Linked DNA regions of Homo sapiens: region 1 is linked to region 2. The links are chromatin loops, found by intact Hi-C in ENCODE. Cell type or tissue: heart left ventricle. All regions are shown on one strand. Each heading gives the region's core, and the rest is flanking DNA. Links, peaks and the distances in the headings are about the cores only. Region 1 overlaps PRPF6 (pre-mRNA processing factor 6). Region 2 has its middle 13 kb from the start of NPBWR2.

Region 1 (12,086 bases), core at 1,899-9,898, 120 kb before region 2:
GAGATTGCACAACTGCACTCCAGCCTGGGCGACAGAGCGAGACTCCATCTCAAAAAAAAAAAAAAAATAGATCTTTTTCCATACAGAAGAAATTTGTTATTATCACAAGGTGTTGTCTGAGTGAAATGAAGGCTGTTTTCCTTCTCCTTCTGACTGCTCTCTCAGGGTTGTGGGAGGGGCACCAGGGACCCTCTGAGAACTTTGTTTTGCACCTGGTCATGTCCAGCTGACTCTTAGCTTGGCCTGTCTCACAGGTGTCTGACTCCGTGAGTGGACAGACCGTCGTTGACCCCAAAGGCTACCTGACGGATTTAAATTCCATGATCCCGACACACGGAGGAGACATCAAGTGAGTGCTTTGCAGAATCGCTGGGCTGGGATGGAGACTCTAGTTGCCTAGGGTATTTTGGATTTTATATGGACAGTATGCTGTCAAAATGGGACATGGCGGTTCTAAGAAATGTAAAGTGGAGTAGTTTGTTTTTTCCATTTGAAATGTATCTGTATCCATTCATTGCGTACACTCAATGTGTTACATATGATACTGCAAAGTCCCTGCCTGTGCTGGGCAGGAAAGCAGCTGGCTGTGTCCCACATGTCCCATCTGGACCTTCGGTTCTCAGCGTTTGTCTGCGGGGAGGCTACAGAGGCTTGGAATAGTGCGCACTGAGGTTTTGAGTTGGTTTTTGTAACTCAGGACATCAGGACTGATAGTTCTTACATTGTGACTGTGAAGTGGGTGCCCTCATCCCAGGTCTCGGGTGCACCCCTGACAGCATGGCCTGATGCCGTGTGCACTCTCCCTCTCATAGTGATATCAAGAAGGCGCGACTGCTCCTCAAGTCTGTTCGGGAGACGAACCCTCATCACCCGCCAGCCTGGATTGCATCAGCCCGCCTGGAAGAAGTCACTGGGAAGCTACAAGTAGCTCGGAACCTTATCATGAAGGGGACGGAGATGTGCCCCAAGGTGAGGTATTTCCTGGGAGGCGTTTCCTGGGAGGCTGCGTGATTGTGGCCCCTACGGGAGTAAACTTGTTAGAGCAAATCTCTTTGTCTTTTGGTATTGAAACTACAGACAATAGGGCAGGCTGGGGGAGGATGTGAAAAGCAGCCAAGGGCTTTTTCCTGCTTGTTTTCATGTGGAGTGAAGGCTAATCCACCACTTTTTTTTTTTTTGGAGACGGAGTCTCGCTCTGTCACCCAGGCTGGAGTGCAGTGGCACGATCTCGGCTCACCGCAAGCTCCACCTGCCAGGTTCACACCATTGTCCTGTCTCAGCCTCCAGAGTAGCTGGCACTATAGGCGCCCGCCACCATGCCTGAATCCACCACGCCTGAATCCACCACTGGTTTGACGGCAGGCTAAGCTTCATTATAAAGAGCTCAGTTGGTCAGCTCTTCACCCGCCTAATGGTGGCCAGTCACGGTGGCTCACGCCTGTAATCCCAGCACTTTGGGAGGCTGAGGCGGGTGGATCACTTGAGGTCAGGAGTTAGAAACCAGCCTGGCCAACATGGCGAAACCCCGTCTCTACTAAAAATATGAAAGTTAGCCAGGCGTCGTGACAGGTGCCCATAATCCCAGCTATTCGGTAGGTGGAGGTTGCAGTGAGCTGAGATTGCACCATGCTGCTCCAGCCTGGGCGACAGAGCGAGATTCCGTCTCAAAAAAAAAAAAAAAAACAACAAAAAAGAACGACCCGAGCAGATGTGCAGTCTCTGCTTTGTCCATGGAGTTGTCCTGAAGGAAATCATGCTCTTTTCACAAAGTGGTGTTTCATTTTTTTTTTTTCTTTTTTTTTGAGTCTCGCTCTGTTGCCCAGGCTGAAGTACAGTGGCGTGATCTCAGCTCACTGCAACCTCTGCCTCCCGGGTTCAAGCAATTCTCCTGCCTCAGCCTCCTGAGTACCTGGGATTATAGGCACCTGCCACCACACCCGGCTAATTTTTGTAGTTTTAGTAGAGACAGGGTTTTGCCATGTTGGCCAGGCTGGTCTCAAACTCCTGACCTCATGATCCACCTGCCTCGGCCTCCCAAAGGGCTGGGATTACAGGCGTGAGCCACCGCGCCCGGCCATTAGGTGTTCTTCAGTCAGACATATGGTAGCCATGTTCCCAAGTGTGGTTATAAGGGGGCGACTCCTGGTGCAGGTGTGTTAGAGGCTGAGCTAATTGGCTTTCGTAAATTCTGGGGCCCGAGGATCTGCTCTGGAGATCTGTGCCTGCTGCCCTGTTGCGGCTTCCAGCCTGCACTGAGCCTTATTGGTCTTATCTCTTGCCTCACAGAGTGAAGATGTCTGGCTGGAAGCAGCCAGGTTGCAGCCTGGGGACACAGCCAAGGCCGTGGTAGCCCAAGCTGTCCGTCATCTCCCACAGTCTGTCAGGATTTACATCAGAGCCGCAGAGCTGGAAACGGACATTCGTGCAAAGAAGCGGGTTCTTCGGAAAGGTGAGCCTCCCTCGGAGGTGCTGCTTTCTCCCTCCTTGGGGCCCCTCCTCTCAGCAGCTTTCCTGCTCCTGGCTCAGGCTTTTGGTGAGAGTGGATAAGGAACCAGGGACATTTTTCAGGCCTTTTCTCAGGCTGGGTTGCCTCTGCCCTTGGACCCCCATGGGGGAGGGATACTGTGGTGGGCAAGTTCCCATCCTGGAAGGGATGCTTGGGTTGAGCCCTCACTCCTGCCTTTTTCCAGTGTGTGATCTTGGATGCTTGGGCGGTCACTCTGGTCCAGGCTTCCCTCATCTGCAGGGTGAGAACAACGGTAGCTCAAAGCCTGTGTCCTGGGGCTCTGGAGATGGTCTGTGTGAAGAGCTGAGCCGGCACCTGGCACGTGCAGACCCGTTGTGGGTGTTACTCATTTTCTCTCCTGAGAAGGCACCAGAGCCACACGTTGATTGAACTCTTTCCTGCTGCTGACGAGGCTGTGCCTTCTGCTCCCGCGATGCAGCGTGTGCCGTCAGCTCAGGTCAGATAACGACAGACGGTGTGCCTACCAGGCAACCTGATTCCATCCAGGGATTCCTGCCAGGGTAGAGCTTTTGTGGGTAGTTTGTTTATTTTTATTACTGTGGATTCATAAAAGGAGCACTGTTTCTCCTGTCACTGGAAGTGTGTAGTAGATGCTGCTCTTGAACTGGGTCCAGAACGAGTGCTAGTCAGGGGGCTGTTCTGAAGCTAATCTGTGCAGGTGGCTTCTTTTTTTTCATTTTTTGTTTTTTTTTTCTGGTTTTTTTTTTTTTTTTTTTTTTGAGATGGAGTCTCGCCCTGTCGCCCAGGCTGGAGTGCAGTGGCGTGATCTCGGCTCACTGCAAGCTCCGCCTCCCGGGTTCACACCATTCTCCTGCCTCAGCCTCCTGAGTAGCTGGGACTACAGGCGCCTGCCACCACGCCTGGCTAATTTCTTTTTGTATTTTTAGTAGAGATGGGGTTTCACTGTGTTATCCAGGATGGTCTCGATCTCTTGGCCTTGTGATCTGCCTGCCTCGGCCTCCCAAAGTGCTGGGATTCCAGGCGTGAGCCACTGCACCTGGCCTATGCAGGTGGCTTCTATCCATTTTTTTTTTTTTAGACAGAGTCTCGCTTTGTCGCCCAGGCTGGAGTACAGGGGCACGATCTTGGCTCACTGCAGCCTCTGCCTCCCGGGTTCAAGTGATTCTCCTGCCTCAGCCTCCCGAGTAGCCGGGATTACAGGTGTGCGCCTCCATGCCTGGCCAATTTTTGTATTTTTAGTAGAGATGGGGTTTCCCCATGTTGGCCGGGCTGGTCTCAAACTCCTGACCACAAGTGATCCTCCTGCCTTGGCCTCCCAAAGTGCAGGGATTACAGGCGTGAGCCCCTGTGCCTGGCCTTTTCTTTTCTTTTTTTTTTTTTTTTGAGATGGAGTCTCACTTTGTCCCCCAGGCTGGAGTGCAATGGCACCATCTTGGCTCACTGCAACCTCCGCCTCCTGGGTTTAAGCAATCCTCTTGCCTCAGCCTTCTGAGGAGCTGGGACTACAGGCACCTGCCACCACGCCTGCTTAATTTTTGTATTTTTAGTAGAGACGGGGTTTCACTGTGTTGACCAGGCTGGTCTTGAACTTCTCACCTCAAGTGATCCACCCACCTCGACCTCCCAAAGTGCTGGGATTACAGGCGTGAGCCACTGTGCCCGGCCAGATTTTTTTTTTTTTTTTGAGACAGCGTCTTGCTCTGTCACCCAGGCTGGAGTGCAGTGGCACGATCTTGGCTCACTGCAGCCACCACCTCCCAGGCTCAGGCGATCCTCCCAGCTTAGCCTCCCAAGTAGCTGGGAGTATAGGTCCCACCCCCATGCCCAGCTATTTTTAATTTTTGGTAGAGATGGGATCTTGCTGTGTTGTCCAAGCTTGTCTCAAACTCCCATCCTCAAGTGATCCTCCTGCCTTGATCTCCCAGAGAGCTGGGATTACAGGCATCAGCCGTCGCATCCAGCCTATTCTTCCTGAATTTATAGCCTAGGAAAAATAAAGTGTATTTTATGGAATCAAGGGCAGTTTTCAGTGAGAGCTTTCCAGCTCTTGTTTTTCCAAATGTCTTTAAGCGAAATATCCCATTGAGGCTTCTGTGCTGATAGGACCGTGCAGATGAGGGCTCTTTGGTAGAAAGCCCCTTATCAAATATAGTTTCATTCACTTACTGTCTACGTCTGTTAGAAGACAGGTGAAGGCTGCTTGCCTGTGATGCATGTTCCCCCGACCCTGTGCACTCACATGTGAACGTGCTTTCCTCTGTCGAGGCTGGTTTCTTGACCGCAGCCCAGCTGCTCAGTGAATGCTCAGAGACAGCCTCTTTTATTTTTTTTTATTGAGACAGAGTCTCGCTCTGTCGCCCAGCCTGGAGTGCAGTGGCACGACCTCGGCTCTCTGCAAGCTCCGCCTCCCAGGTTCACGCCATTCTCCTGCCTCAGCCCCCCAAGTAGCTGGGACTACAGGCGCCCGCCACCAGGCCTGGCTAATTTTTTTTTGTATTTTTATTAGAGATGGGGTTTCACCATGTTAGCCAGGATGGTCTTGATCTCCTGACCTCATGATCCACCCGCCTCGGCCTCTCAAAGTGCTGGGATTACAGGCGTGAGCCACCGCGCCCGGCCAGAGACAGCGTCTTATAATGAGGTGGCCAGGAACAGAAAGTTAGCACCTGTCTGGGTTTGTAGAAATCAGTTTATCTTTTTTCAGCTAGGAAGAAATAGTTCTTTGATGAAGAGCCCATGAAAGTCTGGGTAATTAGTATTGTTTACTTAGAAAAGCTCTATTGAATTCTTCCTGCCACAGTTTGATGAATGATCATGAATGTCTTTGTGGCCACTCCCTGCTCACCACCAGATTGTCTGGGTTCATTTCCAGTTGGTTTGGATTTGGAGATGGGAGTATGCTGTTGGAGGCGGGGGCCTTCGGGGAGTGTTGAGGGACTGTGTTTCCACGGCTGTTCTCTCAGGGAGTGGCCTCCTGGCTGTGCTCTCTCAGGCAGAGAAGCTGGGCTAAGGTGGAATGAACCCAGGATCTCCAGGATGGCCTTTGCCGCTGCCCTAATACTGGTCCTGGCCTGCCCTTTCCCAAGAGTGTTTCCAAAAACTGTATTCTTTTCCTGGGGTGAAGCCCAGCACTGCTTCATTTGGTTATTAGCAAACACTTACACGTTGCTTGAAGGGTCTGGTTTTTGAAATTAAGATGACAGCTACTTCCACTGGTGACTTAGGACACCTGCCAGCCAGGGAGCCTGGCAGTGCATGGTCTCTGTGAGCTCTGGGTCGCTGTTGGGCTGAGCTGACACCTTAGTCCTTTGTTGGGAGAATGGGCGTTTTGGGTGCTGATCTTGAGACCTGAGGAGGCTGAGTAACCTTAGGCATGGTGCTTGGCCTCTGAGCTTCCATGTCTTCCTCTGTAAAAGGGAAGAGGGCTTTCAGGATTGGGGAGGGTGCAGCATGTGAGCTTCCTGGCCAGGGTGGGGTGTCCCACGTGCAGAGTCCCCTGGGGAGGCCCGACTGGCAGCTCCCCTACAATAATGCACTCACATGCTGTGTACTCCGCTAGTTAATGCAGATGTGTGGAAGTGGAGTTATTTTACACTAACGCCATATGCTCTGGCCTGTGAAGCGTGGCATCCTTCAGTGGCCGTCGCCAGCGTGTCCCTCTGGGGGCACAGGAATGGCACAGTTCAGGTTGAGGGTCTTCCCTGCAGTCACGTGACCCCCGGAGAGCATGTTGGCCTCTGCACGGTCACGTCTTCATGGCTGTGTCTAGCATTCAGAATACTCTTCTGTTCTAGGCCAACTTCAGGGGTGTGTGCTTCCTCCACTTCTGCTCATAAAGTCACACTCCTTGAAGGCCATTGTATCATGGTGTGCCATGTGGCTTCCGAAAGCACCTGGGGAAGGTGACCTTGTTGGTTTTAGTGCCATGCCTGTGGGCTGCTGATGAGATGCCATGGAGATATGTCAGCTCTCTCCCAAAACTTGAAGACACAGAGTCCTGGGAGTCGTAAGTTAATGACTCCATAAATTGAGTCCCGCATGAATATTCTGTTCTTTAGAGACGCGAAGTTCATCTCCACCAATGTACAAAGTATTAAGGGAAGTAGTTCATATTTAGACAAATAGAGCACTCATCTCCCACGCAGTCGAGGTGAGAGCGCACAGGAAAAACAACTGGGTCGTTCTGTGTCTTCTCTCTATGCCTAGTCGCCTGGTTGGAGGTTAGGACTTTCCTTCTTTACTGCTGTGCCCTCTGCTGTCACCCTGCTTGGTCAGGGTTCTTGACCTGGATGAGTAACCCAAATCTTTTTTTTGTTTTAGACAGAGCCTCGTCCTATTGCCCAGGCTGGAGAGCAGTGTTGCAATCAGCTCACTGCAGCCTCAACCTCCTGGGCTGTAGTGATCCTCCTGCTTCTGGCTCTTGAGTAGCTGGGACCATAGGTACATACTACCATGCCTAAATAATTTTTATTTTGAGACAGGATCTTGCTCTGTTGCCTAGGCTGGAGTGCAGTGGCATGATCATGGGTCACTGAAGCCTCAACCTCCCAGACTCAAACTATCCTCCAGTCTCAGCTTCCTGAATAGCTGGGACTCCAGGGACATACCACCATGCCTGGCTGAGTTTTTAATTTTTCAAAGAGACGAGGTCTCCCTGTGTCATCCAGGCTGGTTTTAAACTCCTGGGCTCAAGTGATCCTCCCACCTCAGTCTCCCAAAATGCTGGGACTGCAGATGGGGGCCACTGTGCTCAGCCAGGACCCATATCTTTATCCCCAAAGGGTCTGACTTGTTGGTAGTTTTGCTTTTTTGGTGGCTGTAGTTCCCATTAACTTTTACTGGTAAAAGCAGAAATACTAAACTGTTTTTAGGACTGGCCTCTAGATAGTCTCCCACAGTGGGTGGCAGCAACTCAGTCTCGCTTTGGGAGTCAGGGTTAGCCTCTCCAGCCAGGGCTGGTACATGAGGAGGCCAGAGGGAGCTGTGGTCTGCACCCTGGTTGGCACATACTCCCTTTGGAGTAGCTCGTAGCTTGCTCTTTTTTTTTTTTTTTTTTGAGACTGAGTCTTGCTCTGTTGCCCAGGCTAGAGTGCAGTGGCGCAATCTCGGCTCACTGCAACCTCCGCCTCCTGGGTTCAAGGAATTCTCTTGCCTCAGCCTCCCAAGTAGATGGGATTACAGGCACCTGCCACCACACCCGACTAATTTTTGTATTTTTAATAGAGATGGGGTTTGGTTTCACTGTGTTGGCCAGGCTGGTCTCGAACTCCTGACCTCATGATCCACCCGCTTCAGCTTCCCAAAGTGCTGGGATTACAAATGTGAGCCACCACACCCGGCCTTTGGACCAGCTCTCTTGACAGGAGGGTCCAAGGAGGCGGAGACGGGACTCTTGGCAGTGGAGACGGGACTTGTGGCAGCGGAGATGGGACTTGAGCCATTCAGACATCACTGTTTATTCCTAGACCCGTGTGTTCTGGCTGTGAGATCCAGCCGGGATTGGTGTCTATTCACAGCATTTGTGGCATCCTACTGGGCTGCCAGGCCATGGCTCTGAGTGATGGGCACATGGTAAGACCATGTTCTGCCTGAATCGGTGAATTCATATAGCTTCGTCTTCTGGCCGTCTTTCAGTTGGTCAAGTGGACATCCAGATAATAAGGCCAGGGGTGTCAGTGCCAGTGTGCTGTGCAGAACCATGCGTAAACCACAGCAGACTTTTGTCTTCTCAGTCCCTTGACCCTAAGGGACTCCCCAGAGGTTGTCAGTGTGGGCTGAGGGAGGAAAGCGGTTGAGCAGCCACCAGTGCAGGAGGCATCTGCCCCATAGCTTAGGCAGCTGTGCTGCACCTGCCTTCCTTCCACACCATCTCCTGGGTGCCATTTCCACCCTATGAGGCCACTGCTGCATCTGCCCAACCTTGTGGCTTGGTCTGTCAGTAACACCTGGAGTGGGCAGCAGGTTGCTCAGTCATTTTATGTCCCTTAGCTGAGTGTTCATTCCCTGCCAGGGCCTCACAGCCAGCCTGGGGCTGTTTCTCAGCAGGAGAGCAGGTACCTGCAGGAGAGCTAGCTCACTTGCCCTCTCCCCTCCCCGCCTCCCCTCCCCTCTGCCTCCCGTCCCCTCTTCCCCTCCCCGCCTCCGCTTCCCTCCCCGCCTCCCCTCCCCTGCCCTGCCCTTTTCCTCTTTTTTTTTTTTTTGAGACTGAGTCTCCCTCTTTTGCCTAGGCTGGAGCTGGAGTTCAGTGGTGCAGTTTTGGCTCACTGCAACCTCCACCTCCTGGGCTCAAGCGATTCTCCCACCTCTGCCTCCCAGCTAGCTGGAACCACAAGTACATGCCACCACGCCCAGCTAATTTTTGTATTTTTTGTAGAGACAGGGTTTCGCCATGTTGTCCAGGCTAGTCTCGAATTCCTGGGCTCAAGCGATCCTCCCACCTCAGCCTCCCAAAATGCTGGGATTATAGGTGTGAACCACCACAATCAGCTGCCTGGCCTAATTTCTTTTTCTTTTTTTTGAGTTGGAGTCTCTCTCTGTCACCCAGGCTAGAGTGCAGTGTCACAGTCTCAGCTTATTGCACCTGCGCCTTCTGGGTTCAAGCGATTCTCCTGCCTCAGCCTCCCCAGTAGCTGGGATTACAGGTGCATGCCACCATACCTGGCTAATTTTTGTATTTTTAGTAGAGACAAGGTTTCACTGTGTTGGCCACGCTGGTCTCGAACTCCTGACCTCAGGTGATCTGCCCACTTCGACCTCCCAAAGTGCTGGGATTACAGGCGTGAGCTACGGGCTGTACCTGGCCCGGCCTAATTTCTTAACATCATTAAATGTCTACTGCATTCATATTTTTCCAGCTGTCATGTCAGTACCTGCACGGGCACATGCATGCATAACCACATGCACACATGGTTGGTTTGAATCAGGATCTAAGCAAAGTCTGAACATTGCCGTTTGGTTGATGTCTTCTCTCGGTTTGTTGATGGAATTGGGTTGTTTTTCCTTGAGATTCCTCACATCAGGGTTTGCTCACTGCAGCCTGTGAGATTGTTTCATGTGGGTCTCGTTTCCTGTATCCTCTGTTTCCTGTATCCTCTTGTAAATTGGAAGGTAGATTTGGAGACTCATAAGAGTAAGCTTTGTGTTTTTTTTTTCTTTTTTTATCAAGGAAATATTCGTGGCAATGCAAGCAGCGTCAGGAGCTGCAGAGGCTGTCACTGCTCAGTGGCCCCAGTGTCCTTCATGGAGTTCTCCACAGCCTTTCAGCTCCTGCCTTTGGCAGTGGCTGGTGACCCGTGCCCGCATCTGTTCCTTCATTAGGGTGTGCAAAACGGTGACATTATAATTAGGTCACTCTTTGCTTTTATTGCCAGAATTATTCTTAAGAGAAGAATTTTCCTATATCCATGATTTGGTTATTCTGAGTTTATTTGGGAAAGACAGAATAGATATTTGATTTGCTTCCTTTCAACTTTCGGGATGATGCGTTGATTCTCTAGCATTCTCCAAAGGTGACTAATGGTCTCTTGGAGCTTTGTTATGAACTATTGAATGCTGTGGTATTTCATGGGTTTGAATACATTGCAGGTAATATTCTTAATATGCTTATTGACCTTCAGACTCTCTGATCATTGTCCAGTGGAAGTCTCTTCTAGTTTGCTCTTGAATTTTTTTTAAGTTTTAGGTATTTTTATTTAAGGGAAAACATGTAATAATGAGGTATTTTAGGTCGGGCGTGGTGGCTCATGCCTGTAATCCCAGCACTTCGGGAGGCCGAGGCGGGCGGATCATGTGGTCAAGAGATCAAACCATCCTAGCCAACATGGTGAAACCCTGTCTCTGCTAAAATTTCAAAAATTAGCTGGGTATGGTGGCTGCACGCCTGTACTCAGCTACTTGGGAGGCTGAGGCAGGAGAATCGCTTGAACCCGGGTGGCAGAGGTTGCAGTGAGCCGAGATCACGCCACTGCACTCCAGCCTGGCGACAGAGCGAGACTCCATCGCAAAAAAAAAAAAAAAAAAAAAAAAGAGAGGTATTTCAGACACTGGCATTTTTTCGTAAATATTTGAAGTGAATTACGTAGATCTTAAGTGTGCAGTTTGATGTCTTCACAAGTGCATGCACCCCTGTAACCCACACTCGACCAAGGCATAGAGCATTTCCAGGGTGGGCACCGTGGCTGACGCCCATAATCCCAGCACTTTGGGAAGCCGAAGCGGGCGGATCACTTGAGATCAGGAGTTTGAGACCAGCCTGGCCAATATGGTGAAACCCCGTCCCTACTAAAAATACAAAAATTAGCCAGGCGTGGTGGTGCGCACCTGTAGTCCCAGCTACCTTAGAGGCTGAGACAGGAGAATCTCTGAACCCAGGAAGCGGAGGTAGCAGTCAGCTGAGATCGTGCCATTGTACTCCAGCCTGGGCAATAGAATGAGACTCTGTCTCAAAACAAAAACAAAAACATTTCCATCCCCGCAGAAAGTCCCCTGGTGCCTCTCAATCAATCCATACTATCCCCATTCGTTGGCAGTCATGCTTCTGACTTATTTTACCAAGATTAGTTTTGCCTCTTTTCAGACGTCACATAAAGGGAGTCATATAGTATAAACTGTTTTGGGACTGGTTTCTTTTGTTCAGCATGTTTTTGAGGTTCATTCCCGTGGTCACTGGTTTCCTGAGTCCTGTTGATATGACCCTGGCAGTCTTCAGTCACTTCCTTGCTTTCTGCTACCACAAGATGCTCCGTTTGTCCTTGTTTGTGTCTGCCCCAGACCTGAAGGAAGCCACATAAAGGGCAGGTGTGTGGTCCCTGACTGTCAACCAGGGAAGTCCGTCTCATCCTGACCAGCAGCATGCTCACCACATGAGCCTCCTGTTTTTATCTCCTTTTCTGTGACGTGGTTTCTCGTTTGACCTTTCCTAGCCCTCGAGCATGTTCCAAACTCGGTTCGCTTGTGGAAAGCAGCCGTTGAGCTGGAAGAACCTGAAGATGCTAGAATCATGCTGAGCCGAGCTGTGGAGTGCTGCCCCACCAGCGTGGAGGTGAGTCTGGCGGGCTCAGGGCCACCAGAGCCCAAAGTGGCCAAGGCCTGAGCCCAGGTTCAGTGTCTGGAAGTGATGATACAAGTGGAGCATTGAGCTCACTCAGGCTGCAATTTCTGGGAGCAGAAGGCCCTGTGGAACCCCAGGATGCCGTTCTGTACATAGCCGCTAGGCAGGGTGGTCAGTGGCCTCAGCTAGCTGTGCTCTTAATGGACGTGCAGGGAGAATCTTAGCTCATACCTGACCACTGCAGAAAATTCTCTGTTGGGCAGTTGCTCAGGGGCCATTTCCTCTCAGCAGCCCAGAGTTTGTCATGGGAGCCGAAGGTGGCAGCGTGATAGAAAACATTGCTTTCTGTCAGCTCCGCATGACTGCTCTTTGCCTCTAAGCTAAGTGGGATTTCTTTGGTTTTAAGCATTCCAGTTCACAGCATTCTGTGCAGTGATTTTTAGTCTTGGTTTTATGATACCTAGTATGTCTTTAATTATCCTAAGGGGTATTGTGAAATTCTCCAAACAACATTAATCTTATTTTATTTACATAAAAATGAATAAAGCC
Region 2 (12,708 bases), core at 2,699-10,698:
GGCGTCGGTGCACACGCATGTTTCATTCCCCGTGTTCATGGCATCCAGCCCCCATGTGTCATGTTCACATGCCCTGTCTCATTTGCTCATGCAAGGCTAACATCGTTGTACCCACACACGTCTGCATGCATGACTCGATGCACTTTTGGGCCCCACTTCAGGCTTCATGTGCTGGCTGCACACATTCCTGCTCACACGTCCCGTGGACATGCCCTGAGTCTCTCTGATAAGGTTCAGAGCCCAGGAGGGCACCTCTCACTCGGGGGAGCCTGTTCCTGACCCTGTTCTCTGCTCGAGGAGCCTCGGGAGGGTCACTGGGCAAGCATCTAGGAGGAGCCAGCAGCTGCAGGGCTGGAAGGGCCATGGCCCACGCCTTTCTGTGGCCAGTGAGCAGGGATCCTGCTGTGATGAAATCTCAGGCAGGCTGTGGCACGGGGGATGCCGAAGGTGAATCTGTGTAGCTGTGAGGACCCTGAAGAAGAGCTTTGCCGGGCGGGCAGCTGGGGCAGTGCTGGGAGGTGGCACCTGGCTGGTGCATGTTGTATCCTCTGTCTCCAAATCCCCGTTCTCTGCACAGAGCTAGACATTTTGCTGCACCGGCGAGGACTGGAGTGGAGTCACCCTCAGCTCTGGGGACCCCGCTATGGGCCAACTCCTCCCTGGACCTCCTGCTGATGGGCTGCCCTGGTTCCTATCTCCACCCCTTTGCTCCCAGCACCTCTGCTGGTCCATGTAACCAATGTGCCCTGCATGCCAGGCCCTGGGCTCAGTGCTGGGGGCTCAGACTGGGCTGGGACCTGGCAGGGGTTGGGGTGGTACCTCTGTCCAGGGCTTGTGGATGGGACTCTTTTGCTACTGCCTTGGCAGCAGCCAGGAGGGGGCCCAGCTGAGGACTGCAGCTCTACCCAGTCCAGAACGTTTGACCATGCAGGGGGATAGGCTCCACTTCCAGAGTCTGTGATGGTTTTTTTTTTGTCAGAGGAACTGAGCTAGAAAGAGCTGTGAATGATGGTTCAGCTCTGAGAAGCAGATAAACCTTTATAAGTCAGAAGGGGCCTCAGTTTCTCCATTTGTCCTGGCCCTGTTTGTCACATGCCCTTCAGGACACACACATCTGTCTCTCCTGCATAGCCCTCCATGGAGTCCTGGGCCAGGTTCCGGGTCCACCCTGTCCCCATCCCAGTGTGCTCAGCCCAGGGCAGTAGGCCACATCACACCAGGTCTTCAGTGGCCTCCCTCCTCCATCCCCAGGGATGTCGCAGGGATGGCAGGTGGAGGAGGCTTTTACCAGGAGAGGCAGCACTGGCAGGAGCAGGTTTTTAAAGTCTTGAGGTTGTCATAGCAACTGCATCCCTGCTGAGGTTCTGAGGTTCGGTGGCTGTGCAGACGTCCATGTGCTGGAGCTGGGCATGTACAAAAGCCACGTGGTGGCTCCAGGCTGCTGCTGTGGCACAGGTGTGCCTTGGCGTTGGTGAGGTGTGGCACGGCTGTGCGGTGGCGCAGGTGAGGTGAGGTGTGAGGTGGTATACGTGGCCTTGCGGGGCAGTTTTCCTTGCCTGTGACCTCAGCCTATATCCAGCTCCAAAATGTGGTCTGCAGTGGGGAAGGGCAGGAGCTGGATCTGGCCCTCCCCTGTGCTGACCTAGATTCTGCCCGGCCTGCAGGTCCTGCAGCAGACGTGCCTGTAATGAGTCTAATTGTGCAGGCTCTGTGGTCACCATAGCTTTCGGTACCCAAGGGGGTAGACAGAGGTTTGAATCTAGGACTGGGCAGCTCCCTCACCTTCCACCCCCACAACCGTGGCCTCAGTCATCAACGGACGAGGCCAAGTCAGTAGCGGAAGCCGGGCCGTGCCCTCGGCTGGGTCCTGTGGCCTTCGGGCTGCCACCCTGTGCTGGGGATGGAGGTGGGGGCATGGGGCTGCTGCCAACACCCGGCTGGTGCTTGCAGCTGTGGTGCCAACAATTCTCACGCCGCGCTGTCGTCTTTTTGGCTTCTGGAATTTTGAGCCAATTCGGGCTCACCGGGTTGATGCCGCCCCTCATCTGGCCGAGGCTTCTGGGAGCCTGAGGGAGTCGGGACCCCACCCTCAGCGGGGCATGGCGTGGGCCACGTCACCATCCGCCTTGTGTTTATGGGATGATTTAAAAGAACACGGCAGTCTTGGAAGAGTGGTGATGGCGTTTAGCTTAATGGCTTTTGATGCAGAAGCCAAAAGCGTGGTCTGGGCCAGACCTAGGCAGTCAGGGCTCTGGGCTGGGCAAGGGCACCGTATGAAAGGCTGGGTGGGGATCAAGGGGAGCCAGGGTTCAGGCTGGAGGCCCCCTGAAGGGAGATGAGGGTCTGCAGGGGCTGTGGCATGAGGATCTTCATGGCTGCAGTCTTGGAGGAGAGCAAAGTCCAGACAAGCCTAGGGACGGGACAGAGGAGGTGGACAGAGGTGGACAGAGGTGTGGGAGGCCGGCCACGGCCCACTGCACAGGGGGTCTTGGGGACGCCAGCTCAGCCCCAGGCCTCAGCTGAATGGTTGCCTCCCGCCCAGGTCGGGCCCCACTTCTTGTGCCCAGGGCCCTCTCTAAACTCTTCATCATGGCCCCTCTCCGCCTCCCCCCGGACTCCAGGCCAGCGCTGTGTCTGTGCTGTGCGTCTTTTGAGCTTTGTCTCCAGCCCTGGACCCTGGGGCTCCTCCTTCTCGGGCCTCTTCCTGAAGCCTGAGGAGCCACCCTCTGCTGGGGGAGGCTGAGTGTCCCTGCCTAGTCTGGGTGAGGGGAGTCACAGCCCGGCCCAGACCCCACCCCGCTTACATGTATGGCAAGCCATGGCCTTGCTCTCCAGAAGCCATGGCAGCCGGGTGAGGATACTGTGAGCACAGGACTTGGTGTCCATCTTGGCTGTGCCCTCTCAGGAGCATCAGCCTGGTGACCTTGTGACCTCTTATGTCCCCTCTGCAGGAAGGGTGACCAACAGTCTGGATTGGCCCAGGACTGTCCAGGTTTTAGCACTGAATGCCCCACATCCCAGGAAATCTCTTGGTCCTGGACACACTGTTTATCAGTAGGGCCTACCCGGGGGACATATGAGAAAGTGTTCCCTCCAGGAGAAGCTGTGCTGGGCATGAGGGCACTCTGATGTGTGTGTGGGTGGCCTGGGCAAAGCTGTGCGGGGCATGAGGGCACCCTGATGTGGGGGGGGGCCTGGGCAAAGCTGTGCGGGGCATGAGGGCACCCTGATGTTGGGGGGGTGTCTGGGCAAAGCTGTGCAGGGCATGAGGGCACCCTGATGTGACGGGGGGGCCTGGGCAAAGCTGTGTGGGGCATGAGGGCACCCTGATGTTGGGGGCGGTCTCTGGGCAAAGCTGTGCGGGGCATGAGGGCACCCTGATTTTGGGGGTGTGTCTGGGCAAAGCTGTGCAGGGCATGAGGGCACCCTGATGTGGGGGGGTGCCTGGGCAAAGCTGTGCGGGGCATGAGGGCACCCTGATGTTGGGGGGGGTCTCTGGGCAAAGCTGTGCGGGGCATGAGGGCACCCTGATGTTGGGGGGGTGTCTGGGCAAAGCTGTGCGGGGCATGAGGGCACCCTGATGTGGGGGGGGTTGTCTGGGCAAAGCTGTGCGGGGCATGAGGGCACCCTGATGTGGGGGGGTCTCTGGGCAAAGCTGTGCGGGGCATGAGGGCACCGTGATGGGGGGGTGTCTGGGCAAAGCTGTGCGGGGCATGAGGGCACCCTGATGTGGGGGGGGTGTCTGGGCAAAGCTGTGCGGGGCATGAGGGCACCCTGATGTGGCGGGGGGGGGCCTGGGCGAAGCTGTGCGGGGCATGAGGGCACCCTGATGTTGGGGGGGGTGTCTGGGCAAAGCTGTGCGGGGCACGAGGTCACCCTGATGTTGGGGGGGGGTGTCTGGGCAAAGCTGCGCGGGGCATGAGGGCACGCTGATGTGGCAGGGGGTGTCTGGGCAAAGCTGCGCAGGGCATGAGGGCACCCTGATGTTGGGGGGGGTGTCTGGGCAAAGCTGTGCGGGGCATGAGGTCACCCTGATGTTGGGGGGGTGTCTGGGCAAAGCTGCGCGGGGCATGAGGACACCCTGATGTGGGGGGGGTGTCGGGGCAAAGCTGTGCGGGGCATGAGGGCACCCTGATGTTGGGGGGGGTGTCTGGGCAAAGCTGTGCGGGGCATGAGGTCACCCTGATGTTGGGGGGGTGTCTGGGCAAAGCTGTGCGGGGCATGAGGGCACCCTGATGTGGGGGGGGGTGTCTGGGCAAAGCTGTGCGGGGCATGAGGGTACCCTGATGTTGGGGGGGGTGTCTGGGCAAAGCTGTGCGGGGCATGAGGGCACCCTGATGTTGGGGGGTCTGGGCAAAGCTGTGCGGGGCATGAGGGCACCCTGATGTGGGGGGGGTGTCTGGGCAAAGCTGTGCGGGGCATGAGGGCACCCTGATGTGGGGGGGTCTGGGCAAAGCTGTGCGGGGCATGAGGGCACCCTGATGTGGGGGGGGTGTCTGGGCAAAGCTGTGCGGGGCATGAGGGTACCCTGATGTTGGGGGGGGTGTCTGGGCAAAGCTGCGCGGGGCATGAGGGCACCCTGATGTGGCGGGGGGGGGCGTGGGCGAAGCTGTGCGGGGCATGAGGGCACCCTGATGTTGGGGGGGGTGTCTGGGCAAAGCTGCGCGGGGCATGAGGGCACCCTGATGTTGGGGGGGGGTGTCTGGGCAAAGCTGCGCGGGTCATGAGGGCACCCTGATATGGTGGGGGGTGTCTGGGCAAAGCTGTGCAGGGCATGAGGGCACCCTGATGTGGCGGGGGGGCCTGGGCAAAGCTGTGCGGGGCATGAGGGCACCCTGATGTTGGGGGGGGTGTCTGGGCAAAGCTGTGCGGAGCATGAGGGCACCCTGATGTTGGGGGGGTGTCTGGGCAAAGCTGTGCGGGGCATGAGGGCACCCTGATGTGGGGGGGGGTGTCTGGGCAAAGCTGTGCGGGGCATGAGGGCACCCTGATGTGGTGGGGAGGGCCTGGGCAAAGCTGTGTGGGGCATGAGGGCACCCTGATGTCGGGAGGGGGGCAGGCCTGGGCTCAGCCAGAAGACAGCCCCAGTTCCTCCAGCATGGCTGGGCCCCATCCCACCTCACTTCCTTCCATCTCCACCTTTGCCGACTCCTGGGATCTGAGCCTCCTCCTGGTCTGTCTCTGGTTCTGAATGCCTCCTATGTGCCGGGTGCTGACAGCTAAAGATACATCCGTGTTTCATTTTGTCTCCACAATGGCCAGGGGCAGTACTACTGTCATCCCATCTAGCAGATGGGAACAGGAGGCTCTGATGGAGTTTCCCTGGAGCGTGCTTGCTAACCGTGGAGCAACAGGGCACTCAGCTTCCGCACGGAGCTTCCCAGAGCCTGTGGCTTCCTCTCAGGGCTCCGGCAGTGTTGAATGTGGGGAGCTCACACTCTCACCAGGGAGACCTCATACCTGCTGCTTATCACCTGGGAGATGTTTTCTGCCCACAGAGGCTCCGTCACATCTCTGGCTGCTCGGGGAGGTGAGTGGGGCCCTGCTCACTCAGGACAAAGGAGGCTGAGGTGGAGCTCTAGGCCCCTCTTCCCCACCCACTTGAGTGCACCCCGAAGGCACGTGGAGTTCCTGGGGTGCTGCCTGTGGTCGGGCCAGAGACTGCTCCACTGTCCAAACTGTGCTCATAGGTATGTGGCCTGGGGACTGTTGCCGTGGAACCGGGTAAAGAGCCCTGTGGACCTGTGCTCCCAACTCAGGCCAGTCAAGGGTGCCACTGTGGCCTAGATAGTCTCCTGAGGGGAGCAGACCAGGTGGAGGTCAGGAGTACAGGTCTGGGACTGGCTTTTTCCTTGCTGTGTGGCCCAGGGTGAGTTACCCAACCTCTCTGAGCCTCTGTCTCCTCACTTGTCAAATGGGGATCGTAATTTTCCTGCCTCAGGCTGGAGGCTTGCACGTGTTGGGCCAGCCCCATCTGAGGTCCCACCTGCCCGTGCTGCTCTGGACCTGGTCTGGGGTTTCGGCCTTGGGCCTGGGCAGCTCAGGTGGATGCTTGGAGGGAGCACTGACCTCAAGTCAGCTGTGAGTAGGACGGGAGGCTGGTGAGCGGCAGCAAGCTGCAAGCCACAGGCAGGGAGAACTTCCCGGAGGTAGAGAGAGAGAGAGAGAGAGAGAGAGAGAGAGTGTGTGTGTGTGTGTGTGTGTGTGTGTGTGTGTGTGCGCCCTTCTTAGCCTGGGCAAAGAATTGGGAGACCAGCAGGCCAGCGCTGGCTCTGCCATGGAGGGGAAGCACTTTGAAGCCCCACTGTTCCTGGACTAGCTCTGCTGAACCACAGAGGGGCCGCCGTTTTCCCTTGGCTGGGGTAGAGGAACAGGGTCCTTCCTGTGGCTCCTGGCTGAGCCAGGTTCTGTGCGACGCGGACCAACCCTGACCCCCAGTGGCCAGTTCCGAGAACTGCTGCAGAGGAAAAGGGACCATTCAGTAGGGTGGGGGTGGGGGCTTGCGCGGCATTCATTTTCGAGTGGACATGGGGGCAGGCAGGCCAGTCTCTGATGATTTAAGGATGCTGTGGTTTGAATATTTGTCACCTCCAAAACTCAAGTTGGAATTTAATCCCCAATGTGGCAGTATTGAGAGGTGGGGCCTTTAAGAGGTGATTGGGTCACAAGAGCTCTGCCCTCATGAATAGATTAATTTATTTATAGATTAATGGGTTATCATAGGAGTGGGGCTAGTAGCTTTATAAGAAGAGAGAGACCTGAGCCAGCACGCTCAGCCCCTCACCATGCGACGCCCTGCACTGCCTTGGGACTCTGGGGTTCCCACCAGCAAGAAAACCTCACCAGATGTGGCCCATTGACCTTGGACTTCCCAGCCCGCAGAACTGTAAGAAATACATTTTGTTTCTTTTAAATTACCCAGTTTCTGTTATAAGCAGCAGGAAACAGACTAAGACAAGGGGCAAGCCAGCCTCTGCCCACAAGGAGCTCCATTCTGGTGTGGAGAGACCCAAACACACAACTATGCTCTTTGTCTTGCTAGAGACTTGTTTTGTGGTGGCCCCAACCTCAACTTGCCAGCAATTTGTAAAAGAACCAAGTCAATTTTACACAGCAAATTAAACCCCAGGGTAAATGTGTGTACCTGGATTCCAATAGTAGGTAAAGATTCTTAATGGTGAAAACTATGACTCCTGTTAAAACTCTTGTGTTCTGTTCTTACCACTGAGTTTAAACAACAACTCTGTGCTAATCGTATAAAGAATATTTTTGTCTGGACTGTCTACGGCCAAGTTCTCCACCCTGGATGTGCACAGAATCCCCTGGGGACTTCAGGAGCTCACTGGAGCTGGTTCCACCCCCATGCCCAGGCTCTGATGTGCTTGGTCTGGGCTGGGGCCTGGGCACCAGTGTTGTCCTAGTTTTGTGTTGCTATGAAGGAATATCTGAGGCTGGGTAATTTCTTTTTCTTTTTCCTAGGTGAGGAGAAGGATAGAGGCTGGGCCATTATAAAGAAAAGAGGTTTGTTTGGCTCACGGTTCTGCAGGGTGTACGGGAAGCACGGTGCCGGCACCTGCTTCTGGGGAGGCCTCAGGGAGCGTGCACTCATGGCGGGAGGTGTCTCATGGTAAGAGAAGAGGCGAGAGAGAGGGGCGATGCCAGGATTTTTTTAAAACAACCAGCTCGTGTGGGAACTAATAGAGCAAGAACTCACTCATCACCATGAGGAGGGCACTAAACCATTCATTCTGGATCCTTCCCTATGACCCGAACACCTCCCACCAGGCCCCGCCTCCAACATCGGGGATTAAATTTCAACATGAGGTTCGGGGACAAACGTCCAAACTATAGCAGGTATTTCTGAAGAACACCCAGGTGTTTCAAAGCTGGGGTGAAGCCGTGGGTTAACACTGTTTTTCAGACATGGCTGGAGACCTGGGGTTCCTACACCACAGAGTCTCCCTGCCAGAGTTCTCAGCTCCTGGGGAGGCTGAGGTGGGTGGATCACTTGAGGTCAGGAGTTTGAGATCAGCCTGGCCAACATGGTGAAACCCCGTCTCTACTAAAAATACAAAAAATGTAGCCAGGCGTGGTGGCACACACCTGTAATTCCAGCTACTCAGGAGGCTGAGGCACGAGAATCACTTGATCCTGGGAGGCGGAGGTTGCAGTGAGCTGAGATCTCACTACTGCACTCCAGCCTGGGTGACGGAGTGAGACACTGTCAAAAAAAAAAAAAAAAAGAAAGAAGAAAGAGAAGTATCATGATAAAAGAAATAATATTTTAAAAAAAGACAGTGTGGTATTTGCATCAAGATAGACAGATCAATAGAACAAATTAGAGATACCAGAAATAGACCCACAAATATGAGCAAGTGATTTTCAACAAAGCTGCAAAGGCAATTCAATAAAGGCAAGTTTTGTTCTCAGTAAATGATGCTAAACAGTTGGATATCCATATGCAAAAAAATGAACTTTGATCCATACCTTGTACTATATTAAAATATTGTCAATATGGATCATAAACCTAAATGTAAAAGCTAAAATTATAAAACTTCTATAAGAGGACATAGAAGAAAACCTTTGCAAACTTAGATCAGGCAAAACATTATTAGATAGGATATCAAAACATAATCCATCAAATAAATAAGATGTTTCATCAAAACTAAGAACTTCTGCTATTCCAAAGACACTGCTAAGAAAATGAAAAGACAAGCCCAAGGCTGTAAGACAATTTTTGCAAATCACATATTTGATAAAGGACTTGTATCCAGAGTATATCAAGAACTCTCAAAACTCAATAACGTTAATGGAAAAAAACAGATTCTGTAAAATATTTTAAAGAGGTTTATTCTGAGTCAATATGAATGACCATGGCCTGGAGAAAACAGTTTCGAGAGGTTCTGAGAAAGCCTGGAGAACACAGTTTCGAGTTTCCTGAGAAAGCCTGGAGAACAGTTTCGAGAGGTCCTGAGAAAGCCTGGAGAACACAGTTTTGAGTTTCCTTAGAAAGCCTGGAGAACACAGTTTCGAGAGGTGCTGAGAAAGCCTGGAGAACACGGTTTCGAGAGCTCCTGGGAAAGCCTGGAGAACACGGTTTCGAGAGGTCCTGAGAAAGCCTGGAGAACACGATTTCGAGAGGTCCTGAGAAAGCCTGGAGAACACGGTTTCGAGAGGTCCTGAGAAAGCCTGGAGAACATGGTTTCGAGAGGTCCTGGGAAAGCCTGGAGAACACAGTTTCGAGTTTCCTGAGAAAGCCTGGAGAACAGTTTCGAGAGGTCCTGAGAAAGCCTGGAGAACACAGTTTCGAGAGGTCCTGGGAAAGCCTGGAGAACACGGTTTCGAGAGGTCCTGAGAAAGCCTGGAGAACACAGTTTTGAGTTTCCTGAGAAAGCCTGGAGAACACAGTTTCGAGAGGTCCTGGGAAAGCCTGGAGAACACGGTTTCGAGAGGTCCTGAGAAAGCCTGGAGAACACGGTTTTGAGAGGTCCTGAGAAAGCCTGGAGAACATGGTTTCGAGAGGTTCTGGGAAAGCCTGGAGAACACAGTTTCAAGTTTCCTGAGAAAGCCTGGAGAACAGTTTCGAGAGGTCCTGAGAAAGCCTGGAGAACACAGTTTCGAGAGGTCCTGAGAAAGCCTGGAGAACACAGTTTCGAGTTTCCTGGGAAAGCCTGGAGAACATAGTTTCGAGAGGTCCTGAGAAAGCCTGGAGAACACAGTTTCGAGAGGTCCTGGGAAAGCCTGGAGAACACAGTTTCAAGAGGTCCTGGGAAAGCCTGGAGAACACAGTTTCGAGTTTCCTGAGAAAGCCTGGAGAACATGGTTTCGAGTTTCCTGAGAAAGCCTGGAGAACACAGTTTCGAGAGGTCCTGGGAAAGCCTGGAGAACATAGTTTCGAGAGGTCCTGGGAAAGCCTGGAGAACACAGTTTCGAGAGGTCCTGGGAAAGCCTGGAGAACACAGTTTCAAGAGGTCCTGGGAAAGCCTGGAGAACACAGTTTCGAGTTTCCTGAGAAAGCCTGGAGAACACAGTTTCGAGAGGTCCTGGGAAAGCCTGGAGAACACAGTTTTGAGTTTCCTGAGAAAGCCTGGAGAACATAGTTTCGAGAGGTCCTGAGAAAGCCTGGAGAACACAGTTTCGAGTTTCCTGAGAAAGCCTGGAGAACACAGTTTTGAGAGGTCCTGAGAAAGTGTGCCCCCAGCAGTCAGATTATACTTTGGTTTCATAGTTTTCAGAGAGGCAGGAGTTACAGGCAAAGACAGAAATCAATACATAGAAGGTAGACATTGGTTTGGCCCCAAATGGCAGGGTATCTTGAAGCAGGGTGTACAGGTTATATGTTGATTCAGAGATTCTTTAATTTGCAACTGGTTAAAGGTATAAAGTTTAATTAAAAAATTGGAGTCAGCAGAAAGGAATGTTTTGAGTTAAGATATAAGCTTCTTAACCCATAGGGGTGTGTGACTTAACTCCTGTCTGGCACAGCCTTAGGTCCTGTTTATAATTTGATATCTTATTGTCACAAATAGTTTGTTTTGTTGGTCTTATGAAATCTATTTTAACATTAATGCCTGAGATGTATGATGAGATGTGTCCAACTTCCCTTCCCATCATGGCCAGGGATTCAGTTTTTAAGGTTTTCTGGGGTTCCCTTGGCCAAGAGGGGGTCTGTTGAGTTGGTGGGGGCCTTAGGATTTCATTTTTTTTTTTTTTGAAACAGAGTCTCCCTCTATTGCCCAGGATGGAGTGCAGTGGCGCTATCTCGGCTCACTGCAACCTCTGTCTCCTGGGTTCAAGCGATTCTCCTGCCTCAGCCTCCCAAGTAGCTGGGATTACAGGTGTGCACCACCACACCCAGCTAATTTTTTTGTATTTTCAGTAGAGATGAGGTTTCACTGTGTTAGCCAGGATGGTCTCGATTTCCTGACCTCATGATCCACCCACCTTGGCCTCCCAAAGTGCTGGGATTACAGGTGTGAGCCACTGCGCCCGGACACACTTTGCTAGTTTTTTTTTTTTGTTTTGTTTTTTTAGTAGCAGTGCTGGGATTACAGGTGTCAGCCACCATGCCTGGCTCAAATACTACACTGTCTTGATTACTACAGCTTTATACTCAAATACTACACCATCTTGATTACTACAGCTTTATACTCAAATACCACACCGTCTTGATTACCACAGCTGTATACTCAAATACCACACCGTCTTGATTACCAAAGCTTTATACTCAAATACCACACTGTCTTGATTACCACAGCTTTATACTCAAATAACACACCGTCTTGATTACCACAGCTTTATACTCAAATACTACACCGTCTTGATTACCACAGCTTTATACTCAAATACCACACTGTCTTGATTACCACAGCTTTATACTCAAATACTACACTGTCTTGATTCCTATAGCTTTATACTCAAATACCACACTGTCTTGATTACCACAGCTTTATACTCAAATACTACACTGTCTTGATTACTATAGCTTTATACTCAAATACTACACTGTCTTGATTACTATAGCTTTATACTCAAATACTACACTGTCTGATTACTACAGCTTTATACTCAAATACCACCCTGTCTTGATTACCACAGCTTTATACTCAAATACCACACCGTCTTGATTACCACAGCTGTATACTCAAATACTACTGTCCTGATTACTACAGCTTTATACTCAAATACCACACCGTCTTGATTACCACAGCTGTATACTCAAATACTACACCGTCTTGATTACCACAGCTTTATACTCAAATACTACACCGTCTTGATTACCACAGCTTTATACTCAAATACCACACTGTCTTGATTACTATAGCTTTATACTCAAATACTACACTGTCTGATTACTACAGCTTTATACTCAAATACCACACTGTCTTGATTACCACAGCTTTATACTCAAATACTACACTGTCTTGATTACTATAGCTTTATACTCAAATACTACACTGTCTGATTACTACAGCTTTATACTCAAATACCACACTATCTTGATTACTACAGCTTTATACTCAAATACTACACTGTCTGATTACTACAGCTTTATACTCAAATACCACACCGTCTTGATTACCACAGCTTTATACTCAAATACTACACTGTCTTGATTACTACAGCTTTATACTCAAATACCACACCGTCTTGATTACCACAGCTGTATACTCAAATACTACACCGTCTTGATTACCACAGCTTTATACTCAAATACTACACCGTCTTGATTACCACAGCTTTATACTCAAATAACACACTGTCTTGATTACTATAGCTTTATACTCAAATACTACACTGTCTGATTACTACAGCTTTATACTCAAATACCACACTGTCTTGATTACCACAGCTTTATACTCAAATACTACACTGTCTGATTACTACAGCTTTATACTCAAATACCACACTGTCTTGATTACCACAGCTTTATACTCAAATACTACACTGTCTTGATTACCACAGCTTTATACTCAAATACCACACCGTCTTGATTACCACAGCTGTATACTCAAATACCACACTGTCTTGATTACCACAGCTGTATACTCAAATACCACACTGTCTTGATTACCACAGCTTTATACTCAAATACCACACTGTCTTGATTACTATAGCTTTATACTCAAATACCACACTGTCTTGATTACCACAGCTTTATACGCAAATACCACACTGTCTTGATTACTATAGCTTTATACTCAAATA

What was found. Peaks named below come from ENCODE experiments on the same cell type or tissue, not always from the same donor. Only the 100,000 strongest peaks of a DNase experiment are listed, where the experiment ranks them.
Region 1: a loop joins it to region 2, with 2.5 times the contacts of the local background. A loop is called at or near these places in 1 of 110 quality-filtered maps.

What each region holds. Positions count from the first base shown.
Region 1 is chr20:63,998,791-64,010,876 of GRCh38, forward strand. It overlaps PRPF6 (pre-mRNA processing factor 6), which reads left to right. Exons shown (of 21, transcript NM_012469.4): 7 at 255-349; 8 at 813-969; 9 at 2,287-2,449; 10 at 11,410-11,528. Among named protein-coding and RNA genes, the nearest start is that of PRPF6, 24 kb to the left of the region's middle. RefSeq lists an enhancer at 861-1,363 and a silencer at 6,304-6,476. In heart left ventricle, for the core only: no CTCF peak of the experiment used is centred there; a DNase peak (open chromatin) is centred at 6,064.
Region 2 is chr20:64,114,178-64,126,885 of GRCh38, forward strand. No RefSeq gene overlaps it. Among named protein-coding and RNA genes, the nearest start is that of NPBWR2, 13 kb to the left of the region's middle. RefSeq lists enhancers at 6,071-6,570, 6,239-6,533, 8,937-10,136. In heart left ventricle, for the core only: CTCF peaks have their summits at 6,443 (motif pointing left) and 6,643; a DNase peak (open chromatin) is centred at 6,414; H3K4me3 peaks cover 247 bases; H3K27me3 peaks cover 2,928 bases.